5 separate regions of the Homo sapiens genome follow, and all the other regions are linked to region 5. Evidence: chromatin contacts called from ENCODE Hi-C or POLR2A ChIA-PET data. All regions are on one chromosome and are shown on one strand. The core of a region is the stretch at or near the end of the contact, and the rest is flanking DNA. Distances in the headings are between cores, read along the strand shown. Region 1 holds the start of TMEM41B (transmembrane protein 41B). Region 2 holds the start of RPS13 (ribosomal protein S13). Region 3 holds the start of PIK3C2A (phosphatidylinositol-4-phosphate 3-kinase catalytic subunit type 2 alpha). Region 4 holds the start of ZNF143-AS1 (ZNF143 antisense RNA 1). Region 5 holds the start of BMAL1 (basic helix-loop-helix ARNT like 1).

What was found. Hi-C counts contacts between places; a loop is a spot of excess contacts on that map. ChIA-PET counts read pairs that join two places held with the same protein, here RNA polymerase II (POLR2A). Pooled maps may share reads with other maps.
Region 1: a loop to region 5 is called in a pooled map, with 4 times the contacts of the local background. The contact joins the promoter of TMEM41B here to the promoter of BMAL1 in region 5. A Hi-C loop is called at or near these places in 4 of 50 pooled maps.
Region 2: a loop to region 5 is called in a map of naive thymus-derived CD4-positive, alpha-beta T cell, with 11 times the contacts of the local background. The contact joins the promoter of RPS13 here to the promoter of BMAL1 in region 5. A Hi-C loop is called at or near these places in 1 of 168 maps with a recorded cell type or tissue (naive thymus-derived CD4-positive, alpha-beta T cell) and 6 of 50 pooled maps. POLR2A ChIA-PET finds 5 or more read pairs at or near these places in 1 of 52 experiments (activated T-cell).
Region 3: a pooled map shows a loop between it and region 5 (8-fold over the local background). The contact joins the promoter of PIK3C2A here to the promoter of BMAL1 in region 5. A Hi-C loop is called at or near these places in 4 of 50 pooled maps.
Region 4: a map of CD8-positive, alpha-beta T cell shows a loop between it and region 5 (17-fold over the local background). The contact joins the promoter of ZNF143-AS1 here to the promoter of BMAL1 in region 5. A Hi-C loop is called at or near these places in 2 of 168 maps with a recorded cell type or tissue (CD8-positive, alpha-beta T cell and naive thymus-derived CD4-positive, alpha-beta T cell) and 8 of 50 pooled maps.

What each region holds. Positions count from the first base shown.
Region 1 is chr11:9,313,341-9,316,129 of GRCh38, forward strand. TMEM41B (transmembrane protein 41B) reads right to left here and starts at 1,253. Exons shown (of 7, transcript NM_015012.4): 1 at 981-1,253. The coding sequence starts at 1,101. RefSeq lists enhancers at 444-961, 962-1,477 and a silencer at 1,243-1,592.
Region 2 is chr11:17,076,242-17,078,941 of GRCh38, forward strand. RPS13 (ribosomal protein S13) reads right to left here and starts at 1,426. Exons shown (of 6, transcript NM_001017.3): 1 at 1,378-1,426; 2 at 1,188-1,236; 3 at 927-1,005. The coding sequence starts at 1,400. RefSeq lists an enhancer at 1,460-1,659.
Region 3 is chr11:17,206,619-17,209,318 of GRCh38, forward strand. It overlaps PIK3C2A (phosphatidylinositol-4-phosphate 3-kinase catalytic subunit type 2 alpha), which reads right to left and starts at 1,368. Exons shown (of 33, transcript NM_002645.4): 1 at 1,230-1,368. RefSeq lists enhancers at 635-1,158, 1,159-1,681, 1,187-1,296 and silencers at 827-1,086, 1,437-1,516.
Region 4 is chr11:9,459,057-9,461,947 of GRCh38, forward strand. ZNF143-AS1 (ZNF143 antisense RNA 1) reads right to left here and starts at 1,642. Exons shown (of 1, transcript NR_036539.1): 1 at 500-1,642. ZNF143 (zinc finger protein 143) reads left to right here and starts at 1,956. Exons shown (of 16, transcript NM_003442.6): 1 at 1,956-2,020. RefSeq lists enhancers at 325-960, 1,160-1,239, 1,330-1,429, 1,490-1,569 and a silencer at 2,340-2,549.
Region 5 is chr11:13,276,540-13,279,274 of GRCh38, forward strand. It overlaps BMAL1 (basic helix-loop-helix ARNT like 1), which reads left to right and starts at 1,251. Exons shown (of 20, transcript NM_001297719.2): 1 at 1,251-1,384. RefSeq lists silencers at 852-1,501, 1,572-1,641, 1,922-2,261.

The DNA of each region.
Region 1 (2,789 bases), core at 3-2,502, 4.0 Mb before region 5:
CTACTACATACTCTTAGAAGTTCTCCTAGCCATCACTGGTGGTGGAACACACCTATGTGAGCTACAGACAAACTTGTTAGGATCACTTTAAGTTTATGAGCTTTAAAATCATTTAAAGAACGATTCCAGGCCAACACGGAATCAAAGTATTTAGTTTCTACGTACAGTTTTTTCCTTAAAACAATATTTAAAGCCGTGAGATTCTGCAATTATAGAGGCAGTAGGAATAAAGAGAAAACAAAAACCAAAAATAAAGCCGTGAGAAATGTCAGGATGATGTAGTGGGGAAATAAACTTTAGAATGAGTGACCTTAGCTGTAACTAAGTAATTGCTAATATTTATTTAGCCCCCACTTCATATCCAAGCATTGCTCTAAATCTTTTACGTGAATTATTTCGTTTAACCCACGCACCACCTATTAAGTAGATATTATTATTATCCCCATTTCACAGTTCAGACACTGAGCTTTTTTTGAAAGTTACCAAGTCCAAGGTTCCAAGTAAACAGTAGGGCAGGGACTCAAGCCCAGGTGTACTGCCACCTGGAAGTATTAAGTCCTCGCTCCTAACTACTACTTCACTGATCTGGCTTTATGACTTTATAAGTCATATACCCACACTGGGCCTCAGTTTCTTCATCTGTAAAAACAACGCAGCGAATGCCACAGTACAGCTCCTTCCAGCTCTGCCTAGCGTCGTTATCATCAACCTTACAATCTACCTGAGCGTCAACAAGCCAGTGTCATCCCTTCTTTTAAATGAATTCTACTCAAACAGCATTTACAACGCACCTACTCGGCGTCCGGCCTTGTGCTGCGCGAGCGCCCAAGCCCAACTCCCCCACGGTCTCTGCTCCCGCCGCGGCGCCAGCAGGCCCCCCTCTTTCCCCGCGACTCTCCGAGAATAGCGGGGGTCCTTTTCCCCACCCGACACACAGAAGCCTCGGGCCACCCCCAGCTCTGCTCCCCGGGCCCACTCACCCTTCTGGTGGTCTCTGCTGCCAGGCGCCGCGAGACCCCGCGTCCCCGCTGCCCCGTCCCCCACGGGGGTCGTGTGGTGAGCGCCCAACTGCGATCGTTCGGCGACTCTGCCTTTCGCCATGGCTGCTGCAAGGTGAAGGGAGCGGTGCGGTGCCGCGCCCCCTAAACAACAAAACTCTGTTGCAGGCTCCTTACTACGCCGAAGCGCCACGGCTAGAGCCACTTCCGGCGCGACCTCCTCACCCGAGACGACCTCAGCCCAGCGAGTACTGCAACCTCCTGCAAACACCCGCAGCGCCCACCACAGGCTAAACCCCGCCCCGTGCCGCCCCCGAGCCTCGCGTGCTCGCGCCGGCCCAGTAACCGCGAGACAAGTCAGGGTCCTGGACCGCCCCCTTCAGTGCCCCGCCCCGGCCCGCCCGCGGGAAAGAGGTGGCCGCCGGGCGCTGGGGCGAGAGCATGCGCAGTCGCGGCACTCGAGTCACCCGGCTGCGACTCGCTGGCCCTGGCGTCTAAAGCGTAGCCTTAATTACCCGGAAGTGCGGTCCCAGGGACTTCAAACCTTTTGTCCAGGCCGCCGGAGGTGCCTGTGATTAGTCGGCATTTCGCGGCTGAGGCTGATTCAGCCCATTACATCAATTCCGCAGCTGCTGTCTTCAATTTGGAGGCGCCAGAGAGTGCTTGATCTAAAAGATGGTGGGAAATACAAAGGTTGAGCAAAACCTACCTGAATTTCAGGAAACTAAGGCTCAGAGAGGGCTACGTACAACCTGTGAAGATCACAGGATGGCAAAAATGGGCTTAGAATCCAGGTTGTCCTGTTCCCAAAGCTAACGGTTTTGCATTAGCTGCTGCCCCTTACTACTAAACCCAAGTCAGCTCTACATTTAGCTTATCCCTAAGCTAAGCGGAAACATGCCTTTTCCACAGGTAACTTTTTCTGCTTCTACCCCTCAGAGCACATTCAGCTTACTCACCGTGGTTACCTCTTGAAAGCAACTTAGAGGCCGGTCGCGGTGGCTCAAGCCTGTAATCCCAACACTTTGGGAGGCCAAGGCGGGCGGATCATTTGAGACCAGGAGTGTGAGGCCAGACTGGCCAAAATGGTGAGATGAGACCCCGTCTCTGCTAAAAATACAAAAATGAGCTGGACATGATGGCTTGTAATCCCAGCTACTCGAGAGTGTGAGTCAGGAGAATCGCTTGAACCCCGGAGGCTGAGGTTGCGGTGAGAAATTGCACCGCTGCACTCCAGCATAGACCACAAAGCAAGACTCCGTCCCAAAAAAAAAAAAAAAAAATCCTGATTGTTTCTATTCAGTAATTACATTTGTAGGAAATTATTCCATGAAAATAAACATAAATAATTCCTCTGTATTAGTATAACAGTGAAAAACTAAAAGCAATATAAAAATCCAACACTAAATAAAAATGGTTAAGTAAATTATGGGAAACCCATTCAATTGAACTGTTTTATGTACACATCCTTTGCCTACTTCTGGCTCCCATTTTATTTCCTTCATAGTCATTAAAAGCAATTAATTCTGTGAACTATTTGTTTACTTGTTTATTGTCTGCCTCCACCTTTAGAATATAAGCTTTAAGGCAGGGGCTTTGTCTTTTTGTTTTTTGTTTTTTTAAGTGATGGGAATCTCACTATATTGTCCAGGCTGGATCTGAACTTCTGGACTCAAGGGATCCTCAAGCATCAGCCCTCTGAGTAGCTGGGACTACAGGCTCCATGCTATGGCTCCCAGCTGGGCTTTGTCTTTTTGATCACCATTGTATCCCCGGTAGCTGACAGAGTGC
Region 2 (2,700 bases), core at 176-2,675, 3.8 Mb after region 5:
CCGGGCGTGGTGGTGCGGCCTGTAGTCTCAGCTACTCCAGAGGCAGAGGCAGGAGAATTGCTTGCTTGAACCCAGGAGGCGGAGGTTGCAGTGAGCCGAGATCATACCACTGCACTCCAGCCTGGGTGACAAAGTGAGAATCGGTCTCAAACAAAAACACACAAATTAGCTGGGCCTGCTGGCGGGCGCCTGTAATCCCACCTATTCGGGAGGCTGAGGCAGGAGAATCGCTTGAATCCAGGAGGTGGAGGTTGCAGTGAGCTGAGATCGCGCCACTGCACTCCAGACTGGGCGACAAGAGCAAGACTGTCTCAAAAAAAAAAAAAAAAAGAGGTGGGGTCTCTCTGTCACCCAGGAGTGCAGTGGCTTCATCATAGCTCACTGCAGCCTGGGACTTCTAGGCTCTGGTGATCCTCTCACCTCTGCATCCCAAGTATCTGGGACTACAGGCACATTGCGGCTGGCTTTTTTGGGCGGGGGAGTCGGAGAGTAGTATGTTCTCAGGCCCCAGAACCATGTTCAGCACATAGAAGGTAAACATTTGCTGAATGAAGCCACTTGCACGAAGTCACACGCAGCTGAGATTCAAACCACACCTAACTGTGAGGAACTGTGTCAGGCACTCTGCTTAGCCAATTCCAACTCCTCCACTTGACAGCTGTGTGATTTGGGGCTGGTTAGTATCCAGCGGCAGTGTGCCTCTGCTTCCTCAACTGTAAACTGGGGTGAAAGCCATGAAGATTTATTTCAAAGTATTGTGGTCAGAATTAAACGAAATCAGTACATGTGAAGTGCTTACAATGATGCCTCTAGCACGGTGGCGAGACCAGAGTTTTGGCTATTTTTAAAATAACTTTACCACCTACTAGATCCTACAAGTCACACGAGGACAGGCGAAATAGGCTATGTTAGACACAAACACTCACCGATCTGTGAAGGAGTAAGGCCCTTCTTGGCCAGTTTGTAAATCTGCTCCTTCACGTCGTCAGATGTCAACTTCAACCACTGTTATGGAATAGAAAGCAGCCTTAGGATGAGAACCCAGGAATGGCGCCGCAGAACAGCGGTCTCTCCTTCCGCAAAACCGCGCTCCTCATACACGCAAGTTCCTCACCCTGGCGTCGCTTCACCCGAGACAAATGCCAACCCCCTCCCCGGATTCTCCCCGGTCCCAGCGCGCTACTTACAGTGGGGACGCTGCGTCGATAGGGTAAAGCCGACTGGGACAGGCCCTTCCTGGGGAGAGAAGCAGTCTCGAGGTGAGGTGGCGGCTAGTGCCAGAGCAGCCCAGAACATCATCCCCTCGGCCCGCTGCCCACACTCCCTGTCTTCCTCCCACCCCCCGCCCAGCAATCCGGCTTGATGCCCCGAGCTCACCCGGGAGCATGCATGCGACCCATGATGGCGGCGATCAGGCAACGAAAGGAGAGCGAGAGTGGAAACGCCGCAGGAAGCCACCCAACACGCAGGAAGTGACCTCACACGTCCCCGCTTCCTCTCACGCAGGAGGCGGAGCTACGCTGCGCAGCCACCGCCCGTCTGTGTGACTACATCTCCCGAAATGCATTTCAGCGTCGCAAGAGATCGTCAATCCAGCCTCATCCCGGCATGCATCGGTCTTTGGTCAGCCTTGTTGCCAGAGCGGGAATTTGAGGCTGACGCCAGCTTGCGTCGAAATTCCCTGTGGACGCCGAGATCACAAAGATTCGAATGCTGCGCTGGGGGTGGGTATGGAGCAGGTAGGGCTGGAAGAAGCAGCCATACACAGGTGTTTGCTCATTCACCAGTGCCTGGCTTTGTCCTGGCACTAGATCCCTCAGAGTCGGCCCTGCGCCTAATAAATTAACAGATACAATAGCATGTGATGAGGACCACACGGGAAGCCATGGCAGCGGCTACCGCCCAGCCAGCGCTTCCATTTCTCATTTCTAAATCCTACCCTAATCTGTCAGGGGAGAGTCGCTGACGGTGAAGAACCGGTCTAAGGAGTTGAACCAGGTCCCCACGGATGCCTGCCGCCCTCCGCACTCGAATTCCCCTGCGCAGGGCTCTGGGGCGCTGGGCTCGCCGGGGAGAAGGGTTGGGCAGAGGCTTACGGAGCTATGTTCCCAAGTGAGAGAGTTGGCGGGCAGGGAAGAGCCTTGGGAGCAAGACTGCAAAGGCCAAGAGGATGAGGGATAAAATGAAGCATTTGAATTTCATGGGAAAAGGGAACCGTCAAGGAAGAAGCTTTTTTTTTTTTTTGAGACGGAGTTTCGCTCTTGATTCGCAGGCTGGAGTGCAATGGCGCGATCTCGGCTTGCCGCACCCTCCGCCTCCCGGCTTCAAGCGATTCTCCTGCCTCAGCCTCCTGAATAGCTGGGATCACAGGCATGCGCCACCACTTCCAGCTAATTTTGTATTTTTAGTAGAGACGGGTTTTTCCATGTTGGTCAGGCTGGTCTTAAATTCCCGACCTCAGGTGATCCGCCCGCCTCGGCCTCCCAAAGTGCTGGGATTACAGGCGTGAGCCACCGCGCCTGGCCGGAAGAAGCTCTTTTAAGACAGACCTAGCCTGGGCAACATGGCGAAACCCCCTCTCTATAAATACAAAGAATTAGCCGGGCGTGCTCGCTCGTGCCTTTGGTTCCAGCTACGAAGGAGGCTGAGGTGGAGAATCTCTGGAGCCGGGAAGGACATTGCGGTGAGCCGAGATAGCAC
Region 3 (2,700 bases), core at 118-2,617, 3.9 Mb after region 5:
TATGGCAGAGCTGCTAAAGGAGTCTCTTGTGGAGACTTGAACCACAAGCCAAGGAGGCAAAGGTACAAAGTCTCTCCTGGAATTAGTTCCTGGACTTCTGTGCAGCCTTCCCTCTTTCTACTATGTCTTCACCGTTCCCCTACAAACAGCTTTCTTCTTCTTGCATCTCTTATATGCTGTGGCCTTTGATGCTACAATAGATTTAAAAATTTTCCCAACAGAGCTTTTCTGCCTGAAACCCACCAGGAAAGATTTCAGGACATTCTTTAATAACTAATCTTGTTCAAAGAGGCAGGCCTCCTTCGTTTCACTTAATTCAAACCCCCACTGTTCAAAATAAGAATATAATTATAACCTCAATTTCTATCGGGCCAGTATAGGAAAAGAACTACAACAGGCTCTCTCTTCCACGTTATGTCCAGACTTTTTTCCTTAGTTTCTCCTTCCTCATTTCCCTCCTCAATCCCTCCTCCCCCAAAAAATAATTCCACAGCTAGAGAATGTCGTTTTTAAAGCCAGAAATTCAGTGAGGAAAATAAGTATGTGCCTTTTTCTTCAATTATTTATGATTCCTCCGTCACTCAGGAAGAGTTAAGCTAGTATTTTTTAATCTGACCGCTCTCTCAGAAGGATGATGCGCTAAATACACACTGAAAGAATAGTGTTCCCAAAGCAAGTGGATTCGCGGCTAAAGGCAACGCGGTGGGAGTGGGGGGTCCGGGAAGAAGAAAAAGTATCCTTGGCCCCCAGAGCCAGAGATGGGACAGGAGGTGAAAGAAGGGGCCGTCACTGAGAAGTACAACACACACACTCGCCAGAACTAACAATCTGCCAAGAAAATAGGACCGGCCACTGCGGCTCCAGCCCGGTCCCGCGGGACAAGGCGGGGGAGGGGGGCCGGCGGCCGGGGGGCCTGCCCTCCTTCTGTGGGACAAAACTAACTCCCTGGCGCACCTCCGCTCCCGAGAAGAGGGGCCTGGTGGGGACGCGGGCTCCTCGCACCTCCAGCGCAGCACTTGCTCACGGCCTGGGTGGAAGCAAGGCCCGGAGGGAGGGGGGAGTCGGGCTGGGCAACGCCAAGAGCACGGGATGGAGGGTCAGACGCGGGCACCCAAGGCACTGGGGGCCGCGACAAGAGACCCTTCCAGCCCGGGAACCCCGGGGCCCCTCTCCACCCTTGCAGAGCAGGACCCCGAATATCGTCCCCAGCCGCACCGACCGCTCCTCACCTCAAGCTGCCTGAGCCTCCGCCTCTACCACAACCTGAGCCGCCGAAGCCGCCACAGTCCGAGCCATTTTTCCCCTCAGCTGGCTCAGCCGCCGCCGAAAGCTTCGGCCGACTCCACAGCCAGCCAAGCGCAGCACGTCACTTCCGGACAGGGAAGCACCGCCTTCCCCGCCCGGACTTGTTGCGAATTGGCTGGCGCGGACGGCCTACCTGAGCTGGCGGGCGGGGCTTGGACGCTGCCGGGGTGGCGTGAGCAAGGGAGCTGGGGCGCTGGGGCGCACGGGCCCGGGGGACCAGGGTCTGGCTCTCTCCCGAGGAATGCTGAGCAGGCTCTGGACGCCTCTCCGTGCACACCCCAGACCTGGGGAGGGGAGCTCTCCGGACACCCCAGCTGGCCGCCCCTCGGGCCCTGAGTCCGAAGACCCGCTAAACAGGGCCCGGGCACTGAAGTACCCTATTGTTCTCATCCCCTCTCCCGGGACCCCGCACCCTCCTCCATCTAGGCTGAGGTTCCCAGATTTGTGTCTTGGCCCCTGGCGGCGCCGAGATTACTTTGTGATTGGAAGACTGAAAGGAACAGGCAAGACTTAAACTCGTCCACTCCAACCAGTATTTACCGAGGCCTCACGGTGGGTCAGGTGGTATACGGTGGGTAATTAGTAGCCTATCACGTGGTTTCTGTAAAATGCTTGATAGCACGTAAAACGCTTTCAGGTCGGCGTCTCGTTTCATCCTCACAACAGCCAGGTAAGGAAGATAACCCCCTGATAATAACTCACAGCCAGACGGCTCTTTCTACATTACAAAGTATTTTCACATGCAACCTCCATAATAATATATTCTTATTGAGAATTTAATGAGATTATGCTTGTAAAGCGTTTGGTCCTCACGTGTTAGATCTAAAAATTACGTAACCATGGGAAGATATAGGAAAATTATCCCCATTTACAGATGGGGCTTCTGGGGCACAAAGATGTTAAGGGGAGAGGAACGATTCCATAGCGTTTTACAACAAGATTGTCTTTTAAGCAGTAGGAGAAGGGGGTCCACACCATCCAGACGTTCACAATCTGATGTGGCAGACTGATTTAGGCTGCATTTCTCAGCCTAAACTAAAAATTATCAGCCTATATGATATACGCATAATTAGAAGGCTCTAAGAGAAGTTGAACTTTCAGCAAATAACTGGAAAGAAAGAAATTGGCCTGATTTGGCAGGGACGGGGGTTGGCGAAAGGGGGCTAGGGCAATGGGGAATGTGGAGTGGATGAATCCCTCATAGCGCTGTAATAAACATGCCTGCACCTCCGCAGGGATGGTAAAATTGGATGGAGTTTCTATTCTATGGGGAATTCTAGAAACAAATGTGATTATTTCTTACGGCTGTAGCTACTGGCTGTTGTACACCCCCCCCCCTTCCAACTCCTATCTTTCCCCCAACCCCGCCCCTCCTCTATGCACACACACTTCCAG
Region 4 (2,891 bases), core at 392-2,891, 3.8 Mb before region 5:
TTTTTAGTAGAGACGGGGTTTCACCGCGTTAGCCAGGATGGTCTCGATCTCCTGACCTCATGATCTGCCCGCCTTGGCCTCCCAAAGTGCTGGGATTACAGGCGTGAGCCTCCGCGCCCGGCCACCTAATCCATTTTTTATATGTGACACTTTTATTTTAAGGGCTTAAAAAGTAATCCGGGCCGGGCGCGGTGGCTCACGCCTGTAATCCCAGTACTTTGGTAGGCTGAGGTGGGCGGATTACGCGGTCAGGAGTTTCAGACCAGCCTGGCCAACATGGTGAAACCCCGTCTCTACTAAAAACAGAAAAATTAGCCGGGCGTGATGGTGGGCGCCTGTAGTCCCAGCTACTCAGGAGGTTGAGGCAGGAGAAATCGCTTGAACCTGGGAGGCGGAGGTTGCAGTGAGCTGAGATCGTGCCACTGCATTGCAGTCTGGGCTACAGGGCGAGACTCCGTCTCAAAAAACAAACAAACAAACAAAAAACAGTAATCCGAACTGATTTAAACTTCTTTATTAACAGAATATATGTTCAAACAAAGCTTAAAGTCCCATTTTCTTTCCATTGGCGTCTAGGCCCCTATTACTCAACTATCCGTTGGTTAGGGCCTGCACCTCAAGGTAGGCTTAATTGTAAATCAAAATATTTACTATCCACACTTAGAGGGCTATCTGTAACATCGTTTTTATTTATCCCCGTCCATTCGATAATCGTCTGAAATGCAAGACATTAAGTTGAACATCATCCAGCTTTCTCCCTGTTTTTCTAAGCGCGATCCAAATCTGTTACAACAGGGTAGTCTCTCATTCTCTTGGTAGCTCAATTCTACCCCCTGGCCGACTTAAGAAATTTTGAGTCTAATACACCCACCTCATCTTTAGTCGGCCTGGTGCGCCAACGCAAATTTGTACTGAGTACCTTCGGAACTGACTAGTAAGTATATCCAAAGGTTTAGAAAGGGCTGGGTTAAGAGCTACAAGAAGCATTAACCGCAACGGCCACAACTAATTTGTATCCATTCTTAGTAACTTTAGGGAACCAGACTGAATGCTTCTCCCACCCTTTTGACTTTCCTTTATTAGTTCGCAACACAAGAACATACAAAAGACCGTAGCGACAACCATTTCTGACGCCTTCAACTTTTAAATCCAAATTACGTGAAACCACAAAGCATCAGTGGTGTCTCCCCGAGGAATCCAAGACCCCCCGGCCGGTTGCCAAGCCGCCGGAATTTCAGCAGGAGAGGAAGGCTCACCCTCCCACCGCATGGCGATGCCCGGGAGACTGGAGAAGCTCAGGCAGGCTTGGAAGCCAATCCCCGGCATACAGCAGCTCTCGGGAATGCAGAGCCCTAGAGCAAGACCAAGGGCCTCGGCCGACACTGAGAGCCTCCAGGGAGAGGTCAGGTCTCTCTTTCTGTCCTATTTCTCCCTTCGACTTCCCTCCCAGCAGGCTGCTATTGAGCATTCAGCAATCGCCAGACAAAGCCCTTCTGGTCTGCAGAACGCACTCCGGCAAGCCCACCGGGAGAACCAAAGCCGCCTCCTCGCCCCTGTGGGGAAAATGGCGCTCGTCACCCCGGCTCCCTCCCGGGTAATCACAAGGACCAGCCTCCCTCCCTCGCTACAAAATGGCGCCTCCCGCTGGGGCCCCAGAATCGGTATGACTCGCTAGTCAGTGAGGCGGGGTCCGTCTGGGATAAGCGGTTATGTCAACCAGTCAGACACAGGAGCTTTGATTCTGCACTTTGCGCGAGCCACTCAGGGGCGGGCTGTAAAGTCAGGCTTGGCTGACGTCAGTTGAGTGGGCGCGGCTAGGGCGGTTTTCTTTCGCGTCGACCAAACGTGGGCCAATGGAAAACCGGAAGCGTCCTGTGAGTGATGTAATGACAGCCCAATGGAAGCTGGGGGCGGGCCTCAGACACACTATGCGGGTTGCGGGGCCTGGGGGCCGGACGGCTGTTTCCTGTCCTGGTGCATGGTGGTCGGACGAAGGAATTGTTGGAAAATTTTCTCGGAGGTTCGTATATAAATGTGTTTTTACCCAGTGTGCATTATTCTCCGCCTGGCCGCCGCCCTCAGCGCGGCGGCGCGGGCCCGCTTGGGCCCGGGCTCCGGCTCCCGCTGCTCAGCCTCCGCCGCAGGCCTTGCCGATTTTATGGGCCGGCCGCGGTAGCGGCGTCTGGGCAGAAGCGGAGTTTATTAATAACCCGCGGCCGCCACTCTAGGCGGCGGAGCTTTTTTCGTTGAGGACTCAACTCCCCCCAGCTTGTCTCTGAGCGATGCGCCCCGCCTGTTTCCCTCAGGGGACCGCCAAGGGGAGGGAGTGAAAGAGGGGAGGGTGGAGCCCTCGGGAGCCTTGGCCGCGTTTCTCGGCCTGACCTCCGCGCAGAGCGAGTCCCCAGGCGCCGCCGAGGCAGAGTTCCGCCGCCTGGGACGCCGGGCCCACGGGCCACACCAGGCCGCAGCGGGGGCGCCGGGGACAGGGCTGGCCCAGGCCCTCCCAGGACCTGCCGGTCTCACCTAGCGCTTGCTTCCCATGCGTATCGTGGGCAGATTGTTTCCCCCTCACCCTTTCTTCTATTAAAAAAAAAAAAAGGTTACTGAGGTCTAACATCGGATATTAGAAATTTACAATTTTATCCTCCCTTTTCTCCAGTTTTGGCCAAAAGAGTGAACAAATTCTTATAAGTCTCTTTGAAACGTATTATTGTGGAACGCGAACTAGTTTTTATTCCTTCCCCTTTTGCTTTGGACATTTGTTTTTTCCACATAATAACGAAGTTAAAAAGAGGAAAGAAGAATACCATTGCCAGCCCATTATTTGTTTAAAATCAGCGTCAGCCTTTGCTTTGGAAGTGTCTAAATCAGCTGATATAATCAAGTGAGAA
Region 5 (2,735 bases), core at 1-2,500:
CCAGTCTGGGTAACAGAATTAGGCCAATTTATTTAATTCCATTTGTTCATGTATCCAGCCAACAGATATTTATGGTGCACTTGTTGGGTGCCAGCCCCGCCCCCACCACTCCACCCTACCCCAGCAGGCGCTAAAGGAGAGCTGACATGATGGATAACGAAAAAGAAGACGCTGTCCTTCTATTCAGGGAGTTTAACATCTGGAAGAGCCGGGAGTTCTTTGTGCTAAAGGCCCTCTACAAAGTGCCTGAGATGCAAAAATAAGTCACTTTCTCTGTCCTCTCAGCAACCGAGTCGCATGTCGTTATCAAATTTTTATTTTCTGTAACTGTTTCCTTCCGTCTTGCTCCGTAGACAGCTTTTTGCAGCAGAGAGCGCTGCCGCGGGGCTGGTGTCTACTCTTCAGTAAGTGGTCAAAACCTGGCTACTGGAAGGAAATGCAATGGAATCGCTCCGCGCTCGAGTATTCTCTTTGGAACTACGGGAATGACAGCTCCAGTGGGACACTTGGAGGTCATGATGAACGCAAAGAACGTGAGAACACTTGCAGTCCTCGGGGTGGAAATGCCTTCTAGAAATACTAAGTATCCGTTCTCTCGTTGAGACTTTGGCAAACCAGGGATTTTAGGAAGGGTCTGGCACTCAACGTTCCTAAAATTGGTTTCCTAGATGGAGCCGGAGGGAGAGAGGGAGTCAGGAACTGCTGCTTTTCGTCGGAATGCCCGGAGGGGAGAAGAAGAAGGAGGAGGGGTGAGGGCGGGCGGCCAAACGCCAGCCGGCAGGGGACCCAGAGAAGAGGGACATCCCGGGCGACCCCGAGGAGCGCGGCTTGGGCACCGCAGTGGCCGCGGCTAGTGGGAGACCTGAGGGGAAAGGGAGAGGGCAGGGGCGAGGAACCCAGGGAGCGCGCGCGGATTGGTCCTCTCCTCGGGGCGTGCGCTCCTGTGCGCCAAATGATTGGTGGCAGGAAAGTAGCAGGTAAACCGGCTCCCGCCGCCTCGCCATTGGTCAGCGGCCTCTCTAGCCGCCACACAACTGGCCAGCGGGCTGCCGAGCCGCGCGCGGATTGGCTGGGGGCGGCCGCCGGGACCGGCTCCCTTCGGGCGTTCGGATTGGCTGGCGGGAAGAGGCAGGTATCCGGGCGCTGCGGCTCCTCCATTGGTGGGCGGGGAAGGGGGGTTGGGCACAGCGATTGGTGGGCGGGGGGCCGGGCCTGGGCCGGCGGGGAGCGGATTGGTCGGAAAGTAGGTTAGTGGTGCGACATTTAGGGAAGGCAGAAAGTAGGTCAGGGACGGAGGTGCCTGTTTACCCGCGCCGGACTCACCGCCGCCGCCGCCGCGGGATCCGAGTGCGGGCGCGGGCGCGGGCGCTCCCGGCGAGCCACGGTGAGTGTCAGGCCGGCGGCGGCCAGCGACGCGATCCCGCGCACCCCGTCGGGGGCCGTTAGCACCCTCGCGGGCGCTGCGCCCCTGCCGCCGCCCCGGGGGCAACCCGGCCGCCGAAGAACCCTGCCCGACGTGCCCGCTGCCGGCCTTAAAGGGCCCGTGACCGCTCCCTGCCCCCACCCGGGCCGTGGGGAGGCTGCGCCCCTTAAAGGCGCCGCGCCCGTCCGCCCCCATCCTCCTCGCGGGGGCTGCCGCTGCGGGCTAGGGCAGGCAGAGGTGCTGCAGGAGCCCTTAAAGGGGCCGGGAAAGTGTTCGCTGGAGTACCCACCGCCCTTCCGCGGGCATCGCTACCTGGCGGGGGGAGGGGGCAGCTAGCTGCCTCTTAAAGGGATAGCTCTGCCCTTGGGGGCAGTGACTCGGCCGAAGAGGACTCCTAGATGTGTCCCCGGGAGCTTCGGGGATCCCCGAGGGGACCATGCCTGGTGGCTGCCCCTCAAGGGCGTTGGGCGAACGGTGCCGCGTCTGCCCTTCCTCCCCGCTTCACTTCCCTTTCGGGAGCCCGCGAGGCTGGGTGGGGGCGGGGAGGGCGTCTCCGTCGGGCTTGGGGAGTCCAAGTCCGCCCGCCCCTTCGGCCCTGTAGCCAGGGCTGGCGCTGCACCCGGGAATCCCCGGCCGGCACGGGGCCGACCCCAGCCTGCGAACTTTCGTGGGGCCTGTGCCGTCCAGGTCCTGGGCGGCCCTCAAGGATGCCCCGTGGGTCTGCGGGCAGGTGCGCGTCGGCCTGGGGATGTCGCCCGGAGCCCGGGTGCGGGCCGGCCTTGGAGTCCCAGAGCTCCGCGGAGGGCGCAGCGAGCCTGGCTCCAGCTCCGGGTTTGACAGATGTCAGGGAAGAAAAGGTTCCCGCTCGGCTATTGCCGGGCGTTGACATCCCAGAGAGCTTCCCGTTTGCTTGGAAGAAGACGAGGAAGGTAGAGGTGAACGTCGACCTTGTGGGGCGCATGTTAGCCTCCCCGAGGGGTCGCGAGAGCCGGCAGCGGGGTGAGCTCAGGTGCCCGCCGGCAGGAGCTGGGGAGGGAAGGGGAGTGCTGGACACCGGCGCCTGCTGTCAAGTTCTCGCCGGCCGGTGAGAGACCCGCTGCCGCCGCGCACCCCGCACCTCCTGACCCCTCTCCCCTCTCCGCCTCGGCCCCTTCCCGGTCACCTAGCGTTGTTTTGGCGCTTTGGCGCTTGCGGTCTCTTCCTTCTTCCACCGCTACTCCTCAGCGAGGAATTATTAGCCAAGTTTTCTCACCCAGCTTCCAAAAATCAGATTCCGTATTTGTGAACAAGCTTTTCTTGACACTACCCGTAT